Linked DNA regions of Homo sapiens: region 1 is linked to region 2. A link is an interaction called in ENCODE POLR2A ChIA-PET data of the cell type or tissue named here. Cell type or tissue: PC-9. All regions are shown on one strand. Each heading gives the region's core, and the rest is flanking DNA. Links, peaks and the distances in the headings are about the cores only.

Region 1 (4,399 bases), core at 221-4,220, 540 kb after region 2:
CAGATGCATGATAATGATGATCACAACCACAGTAACAATGGCTGATATTAAGAGCTTACTCTATTCCAGGCAGTCTGAGCCATGCTATTATTAATAAAACTGCCACTCTAGTTAATTAGATCAAGAGCTAATATACTTTCTTTGTTCAATTTCAGAGATCAATGGCTTTTCAAAAGCAGCACACCAAACTGTCAAAGTGGTGATCCCTCTTCATTTGACATGCTCACAAAGAGGAGAATAAGACAAGAAAGCAAGCTAACCCAGAAACAGTGAGGTGACAGTGCGCCTCAAACACAGGAAAATAAAATGCATAACTATACTGATTGGATGCTGCTCAAAATCAGCCTACATGCCATCTTTGGTACGTGTGAACAAAGTTACCAATTCCTATTCTAACTATGATATACTCAAAACTGTACAATCAGTAATGGGATGCTCTAAAGACAAAAGAACTGCAAACCCTTTTTAAAAAATTATTTTCAGTAACAGTGTTACTTTTTGGTATTAAGATTGTAAGAATACCTTGTGGATAATGTGGAACAAACCAAATGAATACTTATGTGAATGTGATATTCTCAAATTATCATCCCTGGTATTCCAGAGTAACAAGATTCTTGGTGGTGACAGAAGGCAATACAAATAAGATAGAAGTTAAATAAAAACCTTGTAGTCTTCAATTTAAATAAAACTATACGTATAAAACTTTAATTTAAATAAAATTATGATTGTTACATCTTTTAAATAGAAAAAAAAGGCCTAGAAACAATGATCAATGCAACAGCAAATAAGAATCTCTAGAACCTAAATACCTTTTTTTTTGCTAGACTCAGCCAATTTTTCAAGAAACCCTATTACCTTTTAATGTTTCCTTCAATGAGATCAAGAGCTAATACTTTTTCTTTGTTCAATTTCAGAGATCAATAGCTATTCAAAAGTAGCACACCAAAAAGGCGACAGGGTTTCCTGAAAAATTAGCCAGTTCTAGGTGTAATGGTTAGAAATGTACAAATTAATCCTAGAATGACTTGTCTTACCATATAGCAAAGAAGTCACTAAGGATTAATTGATCAAAGATGAGACAATTTGAGCATCAATAAGAAAAATAACTACAATGGACTGAAACACATACCTTTTAAATCCACAGCTCATTAAGAATGGGACTAAAAAGGCCAGGCGTGGTGGCTCACGCCTGTAATGCCAGCACTTTGGGAGGGTGAGGCAGGTGGATCACCTGAGGTCGGGAGCTCGAGACCAGCCTGACCAACATGGCGAAACCCCATCTCTACTAAAAATACAAAATTGGCCGGGCATGTTGGCACATGCCTGTAATCTCAGCTACTCAGGAGGCTGAGGCAGGAGAATCGCTTGAACCTGGGAGGCAGAGGTTGCGGTAAGCCGAGATCGCACCATTGCACTCCAGCCCGGGCAACAACAGCGAAACTCCATCTCAAAAAAAAAAAAAAAAAAAAAAAAGAATGGAACTAAAAAACAGCCTGGGCAACATAATGAGATCCTGTCTCTACAAATAATCAAAAATTAGCCGGGCATGGTGGTGCAAGCCTGTAGTCCCAGCTACTTGGGAGGCTGAGGCAGGAGAATTGCTTGAGCCCAGGAAGTCGAGATTGCAGTGAGCCATGATTGCACTCAGCTTGGACAAAAGAATGAGGCCCACTCTCGAAAAACAAGAATGGGGAAAAAGCTAATTGGTTACAATGAAGGTTGCTAGAGGTGGAATACATTATATTAAAACTGATAAGAGCAAGAATATTTATCCCGCCTTTTCTATATAAATGCAGCACTAGGTAACCAAATAGTAGAAGGGGAAATTTTTCTTTATAGAAGCAGTACAGCTGAAAAATAAGTGAGGGAGAAAAAACCAGAGTATCAACAATTTGCAACCACTGATGAAATAATGCATCCAGGCATGAAACATTAATGTCAGCTAAGCCTACAAAATTAAAGACAACCAGACATTATGTGCTTCTTGATAAAAGAAGTGAACATCACCTTATAATGTAGTCTTACCCTTACTCACCTAAAAAAGAACCTGAAGCTGAAACTCTAGAGCCAACTTGCAATTTATAGGGGACAGATGAACATGTTAAATTATACCATGGGATACAAAAGCAAAATTCAAACTATGGGAAAACGTGAAAGACAAATAACCTTGTTTCTTAAACAATAAATTATGAAGAATAAAATAACAGATAGAGTGGGAACTTATAGGACCAAAAGAAACATAAAAGATATATCAATCAACCACAATGTGCAGTACCTTATTTGGATCCCGAGTTTTAAAAAAAATTGTAACATTTGCAATTAGTAGAAATTTGAACACATATTTAATAATTTGTGATAATGGTTTTGTGGCTAAGTTTAAAAAATGAAAGGCCCCAATCTTCAGAAATCTACTCTGAAATATTTACAATTACATATTTAACAAGTATATAAAAGTATAACCATATCTGGGATTTGCTTTCACTTAGTAAGAGATGGTAGCTGGAGAGATGTATGGATGAGATAAGATTGGCCACAAGCTGATGGTTACTAGAACTAGGTGTCTGAAGTTTAAAATTCTACACGATAAAATATCTAAAAAATTTGTGTCACAGAATTTCAATAGCAATTAAATTCAGGAAAAGATATTCAAATGTCTTAATAGCAATTACCAGATAATAAAAAGTTATTGTAAAAGAAAACCTTTGTGTTACAGATTTTCACTGAATTCAGACTTATAAAGAATTATGCAAATGTATGTAAGAGTAATTATTGATTAATAGATTAACAGTATTTAGGAAAACCCTATGATGTCATAAAAGTTAATGGAAACTGTATACGATTACAGTAAGTAATAAAATTATGTCATAAATCTTTCCATACTAAAATTGTTGTTTTCAAAGAAGTGAACTTCATTGTTAACATTGCGGGCACAAAGAGTTTCATCTTCTGACCAGGATGGACACCTATGTCAATGAAAAAAAAAAAAAGTATAAAAAATATTCAGACAGAATGTAACATCACATTAACATGTTAAAGTAATTTATGATATTGGTTACCATTTAAGGAAAAACACTTATAAACACTTATAAATATGATATTAAGTCAGTTACTAATAGTTTTAGTCAATATATGTTAATAGAAAAGGCCAGGTGCGGTGGCTCACACCTGCAATCCCAGCACTTTGGGAGGCCAAGGCAGGTGGATCACCTGAGGTCAGGAGTTCAAGACCAGCCTGGCCAACATGGTGAAACCCCATCTCTACTAAAAATACAAAAATTAGCCAGGCATGGTGGCACGTGCCTGTAGTCCCAGCTACTTGGGAGGCTGAGGCAGGTGAAATTGCTTGAACCTAGAAGGCAGAGGTTGCCGTGAGCCAAGATCAGGCCATTGCACTCCAGCCTGGGTGACAGAGCGAGACTCCCTCTCAAACAAACAAAAAAAAGAAAACATTGTTCCTTTCCACTTAATACTAAAGGAAAGAAGGATCAAGTTTTTGCTCTATTACATTCCTACATACAAAATCCTTAAAAATGTAGATTTTTGTCTGATAAGTTATTTTTTAAATCAATATCAGGAAAACAAATATTATACAGTGATGACATTAAAAATACTATGTAAAAAATTAGTATTTTAAGCCATTTATTTACCAATTTTGCATTTTTTTCTGGATGAAAGATTTCAAACATGTCCCAGTTTTCACATCATAAAGTTGTAGGTTGGGTATCCCAGCTGTGCCATCTTTAGAAGCTGCAATAAAATTTCTTTTTTTCAGTAATTGCCTTGTAACATTTGTAAAGGGATTATTTTTCTTATTTATTAAGTTTGATATGGATTACTATCAAATGGGTTAAATCATGAAAGCTTGCCTCTGTGTTACCAAAATAAATAAATAAATAAATGAAAGGTTACATAACCCACTCATGATTCTCAACTGATTCTCAGTATCTCTTTCATTTACTTGGAAAAATTAGATTCATGAGAGTTCATACCTCTTGAAAGAACAAAAACTCAGGAGGTTTGTAAGCCAATAATGACCTATTATCATTTACTTATTCAAAAATATCAACATTATTAGAAAATGTTTCTTAAAATAAGCCCCTATAACTATTTTATTACATGAAACACAGTTATATGAAATGTTCATATAATGTATTATCATTAAGTATCTCTTTAAATATTTTGGAAAATGGCACAACATTTTCGACTCTACCATACACATCCCTTAGATGTTTTGTCTACTGTACTTCCTTTCACATAATAATTATTTAAAAGTCTTGATTTTAAAAGTCATTATTATTCTTAATCTTCAGAAATCTCTATCCAGCAGTTATTTACTTCCTGAATTTTCCCTTGAGCTTTTTCTTTTCCTTTAGCTCATAATGGCTCTTTACATTAACTT
Region 2 (4,399 bases), core at 261-4,260:
ATATCTAGCCAACAGTTCTTATAATAGAACTTCCAGCAACTACTTTGCCCATCTGCAAAGGTGAGGCAACTAAGATCCCAAAAACGTGAGGCACACACAACAGTTAGTCAAGATCCTGTTCCCAGGGTCGTGCTCTGGGAACCAGATCAACAGCACTGAACCTTTTAAAAGGACTCTTACTAAAGGCTGCACATCTTCCTGTTGTACAACATGGAAAGTAAGAGAAAAAATAAAGCACTTTTAATAACTGTTGGGAAGCAGAAGAGACCATGAATCCAGACATACTTTTAAATATGTTTAACATTAACAGCATCTAGGGCAAAATAGTTGTACACACATGTCCAAGACCAAGTATTAACTAAGCCAAGAGACAATGCCAGCTGAGAATGTGAATTCACAGTCCTCACCAAGCGGCCCAGAGTAGCAGTGCACCAAACCATTGTGCACATGGATTTCAACAGATTTACAACAAAGTAATCCAAACATAGAGAAAGGAGAACTCTCACACCTCTTGTCATTGGTTTCGACTAAAATAACAAGCTTTAAAGCAATTCGAGGGAGACAGGCACACAGAGAGAAACAGAAACCAAAGTCCAGAAAATAGTCCATGCTAATATGTAAGGCCTGTGTTCACTCTGTATTTTTGTATTCTACACTGATAACAAAAATCAGACCTTCGGCCCAGTGCGGTGGCTCACGCACTTTGGGAGGCCGAGGCAGGCAGATCCCGAGAGGTCAGGAGATTGAGACCATCCTGGCTAACACGGTGAAACCCCGTCTCTACTTAAAATACAAAAAAATTGCCGGGCGTGGTGGCTGGTGGCTGCGTGTAGTCCCAGCTACTCGGGAGGCAGGAGAATCACTTGAACCCGGGAGGCAGAGGTTGCAGTGAGCCGAGATTGCGCCACTGCACTCCAGCCTGGGCGACAGAGCGAGACTCCATCTCAAAAAAAAAAAAAATTCAGACCTTCGATACTTCGGGTAACCTCCAACTGCATCCATAAATCTCATGCATTTACCTTGAACTTCACAGAATGATCTTATTTTTTGGATCACTTTCAAAGCAATCTTTTAATTTCAATGAAATGTTTCACTGGGAAAGTGAAAACATTTTGATGCTAGTTTGGGAATTTCTTAAGCTCTTTTGCACTCAAGAAAAAAATAAGCTCAGTTTAACACAATTTTCAATGGCCATCTCAAAGTCAGATAATGCACACAAATACATACTACAGACACTCACAACCTCCTGAGCGTCACCCTCTATCGCACAGAACATGCGCAGAAACTCCCAATTTTTTCCGTCCCCTAGTCACATCTAACAAACCAGTTCCATGACGATTCAATGAATTGGACAGAAATGTCCACCAGGGATGAGAAAGCCACAGAAGTAGAAAAATATCCCTCTATGCGCTAGTCAAGAAGGCTGAGTTAGCTCAAGTCTTACTCAGAACAAACAAAACACTTTTCATGGTTTTATAGCTATATTTCCTAGCCTTGTCCACCTCTCCCCCAAAAGAACATTCTCTCAGACCCCCAAGGATGTCTGTAAACCCCAGTTTGGGAAACTGGGCTATGATAATCCCCATCACAGATACATGTAATTGTTACTAGGCAACACCTACAGTTAGCAGATATAAAAGACCTGGAAGATAAGGGAAGAATCTTTTACTCCTCATAACTCATCATTAACCAAACCTATCCATACTTCTCTCAAAACATATCTCCCCTTTATTCCTTCCTTTAAAATACTACAACCCCCCTCCCACCCACCACCTGCCCCTCACCCCACCCCTACCAACTGAGGCAGCTGTTACAGCAGGATTCGGCTACTGCTCCGCACACATTTCACTCCTGTCCAGCATGCCTACTGGCCCTGGATGAATCTTCCTGAAACAGTTTTCTATTCTGCACTCTCCTATCCAAAAGCATCAGAAGGCTTTCTTCTCTTTTTCCCCTGAGAAGCGAAAAAGCAGCATCTAGCATAACTGTCTACAAACCCTCAATAACATCTCTGGTCTTCTCCCCACTTATCTCTGGCCCCAAATCAAAACACAGTCGCCCAGGACTGGCATTCAAAGCCTTAAACAATCAAGCCCAGCATTCCAGCCTTGCTTCCATTCTAAGTGTGCGAGTCACATGGATCTGCGTTTGAATGCATAGGCTTACCTACGATTGAGACTAAGATAACTGATCTCTGTATCTTGGTGGCTTTGTTTGAAAGGAGACAGGAATAACTCACAGGACTGAGGTTACATAAGATTAAATGTGCAGAGTTTAGCACAGTGCCTGGTCCATTATTAAATGCCCTATAAATGGTGGCTATTGTTATTATAGCTGTTTTCTATTTTTGTATTTTAACTTTCATTTAATCTATTTTATTATATGCCATCCCACATACGCTGTCTTTTCAACCTCTAAGCCTTACATCATGCCATTCCCACCCCCTGAAATACATTATTATGAAATATTTTATATTTTTCAAGCCACAACTCAAGGCCTGCTCCCCGTCCTTCATTCGATTAACAAATAATTATGCATACAGACTCTGCTAAGTCCAGGGGATTCCATAGTGAGCGAATTCCAAGTGTTATAAATACCCCAAACTGCCTGCTCAGAAAGCACATAACAGTGGCTTAAACTAGTCTGGGGAGTTAGACAAGAATGCTCTGAAAAGGTGGCCTTTGACCTGAGCTCTGACTGCAAAGTAGGAGTTAACTTCAAGAGGATAGCCTCTTACAGTGGTAAGCTTCTGATATTTTGCATGAAATGATATAATATTAACTCTAAGGAGATCATGAATAGGTAGGGTGTAGACTGTAATTCCTAGAGCAACAACTCCGAAAAACAACACAAATAAGTATAACTAAAATGCAATTGGTAAACAAAAGTTATTTTTAAAATAGTCTAATAATCCAAAAAAAAAAAAAAAGCTGGGGACACAGAAAACAAATAGTAAAATGGTAGACCCAAAGCCAACCATATCAATAAGCACATTAAATGCTAATTAAATATTCGTGGACTAAGACTCCAATTAGAAGACTGGAATTGTCAGAATGAGTAAAAAAGTAGAGCCCAACTACAGGCTATACTTTAAATATAAAGACATACTTTAAATATAGAGACAGATAAGTTGATAGGAAATGGATGAAAAAGACATATACCATGCAAACAATAAACATAAAAGAGTTGAAGTAGCTGTATTAATATCAGATATAGTAGACTTCAAGACAAAAAGTATTATCAGAGATAAAGAGGGACAAGTCATAATGATAAAAAGGTCAATTCATCAGAAAGGCATAACAATCATTGGTGCATGTGTGCCTAACAAAAGAAAAGACAGAGGATGGGCATGGATAAAGTCTGCAATGTTGGGAAAATTAAAGAAAGAATGCTGTCATAGCAGTAGCAGGAAGTGGAATGCAGCTGTAAAAGACAAGAATGAAGCAGTACAGGTTGGGGGAGAGACTATGCAGGGTCTGTGAACCAAGTAAAGAGCTTCTGTCTTTATCATAAGAACAGTAAAGGTTTTAAGCAAGAAGGTGACATCAGGCGGGGCATGGTGGCTCATGCCTGTAATCCTAGTACTTTGGGAGGCTGAGGCAGGAGGACTGCTTGAGACCAGGAATTTCATATTAACCTGCCCAACATGGCGAGACCCTGTAGGAAAGGAAAGGAAAGGGGAGGGGAGGGGAGGGGAGGGGAGGGGAGGGGAGAAGGAAAAGGAAAAGGAAAAGGAAAAGGAAAGGGAAAGGGAAAGGGAAAAGGAAAAGGAAAGGAAAGGAAAGGAAGGAAGGAAGGAAAGAAAGAAAAAAAAACAGAAGGTGACATTATCCGACTTGAATAGAAGTGCAGTGTGGACAACTGACTGGAGTAGGGTCAGACCAACTGGGAGGCTGAGGGTAAGGGGATTGGGACCAGTTACCAGGCTCTCATGAGAGTTGGAAGATCACATAATAGTAGCTTGGACCAAGATGGTGGTGGTGGAAGTAAAGAGAAGGAAGAAATGGAGGGATATTTAGGAGGGAAACCCAACAGGATTTACGTTGATTTCTTGGATGGAATGACAAACAGCAAGGTTGTCAACGATGTCCTAGACTTTTGGGATGGTATATCTCCCCCATGTTGGGGGCTTTTTGCAGAGGAAGGGGAGCAGATCACAAGTTCAGGTATAAACGTCGTAAGTTTGAGGCATCAGACACACAGAGAAAATGTTTCTAGTAGGCACTCAGCTATACAGGTCTAGAGAAGTCTAGGCTGGAGTCTTAAAGTCGTGAGTTGTCTGCATATGGCTAGTGACTGAAGCCTGGAGATGGCTGGGATCACCTAGAGAGAAGGTCAAGTGAGAAAAGACCAGGACCTAAGACAGACCCTGGGAAAAATCCAGTATTGATTTAATAGC

The links. Peaks named below come from ENCODE experiments on the same cell type or tissue, not always from the same donor. Only the 100,000 strongest peaks of a DNase experiment are listed, where the experiment ranks them.
Region 1: POLR2A ChIA-PET joins it to region 2 with 6 read pairs; 3 of 35 experiments call an interaction of 5 or more read pairs at or near these places.

The regions. Positions count from the first base shown.
Region 1 is chr3:150,562,863-150,567,261 of GRCh38, reverse strand. EIF2A (eukaryotic translation initiation factor 2A) reads right to left here. Exons shown (of 14, transcript NM_032025.5): 5 at 3,648-3,747; 6 at 2,881-2,963. It overlaps LOC124900547 (a long non-coding RNA gene), which reads left to right. Exons shown (of 2, transcript XR_007096128.1): 2 at 156-2,885. Among named protein-coding and RNA genes, the nearest start is that of EIF2A, 18 kb to the right of the region's middle. In PC-9, for the core only: no CTCF peak of the experiment used is centred there; no DNase peak of the experiment used is centred there.
Region 2 is chr3:151,105,623-151,110,021 of GRCh38, reverse strand. The region is part of intron 2 of MED12L (mediator complex subunit 12L); the gene reads right to left. Among named protein-coding and RNA genes, the nearest start is that of MED12L, 22 kb to the right of the region's middle. In PC-9, for the core only: no CTCF peak of the experiment used is centred there; DNase peaks (open chromatin) are centred at 2,161 and 3,481.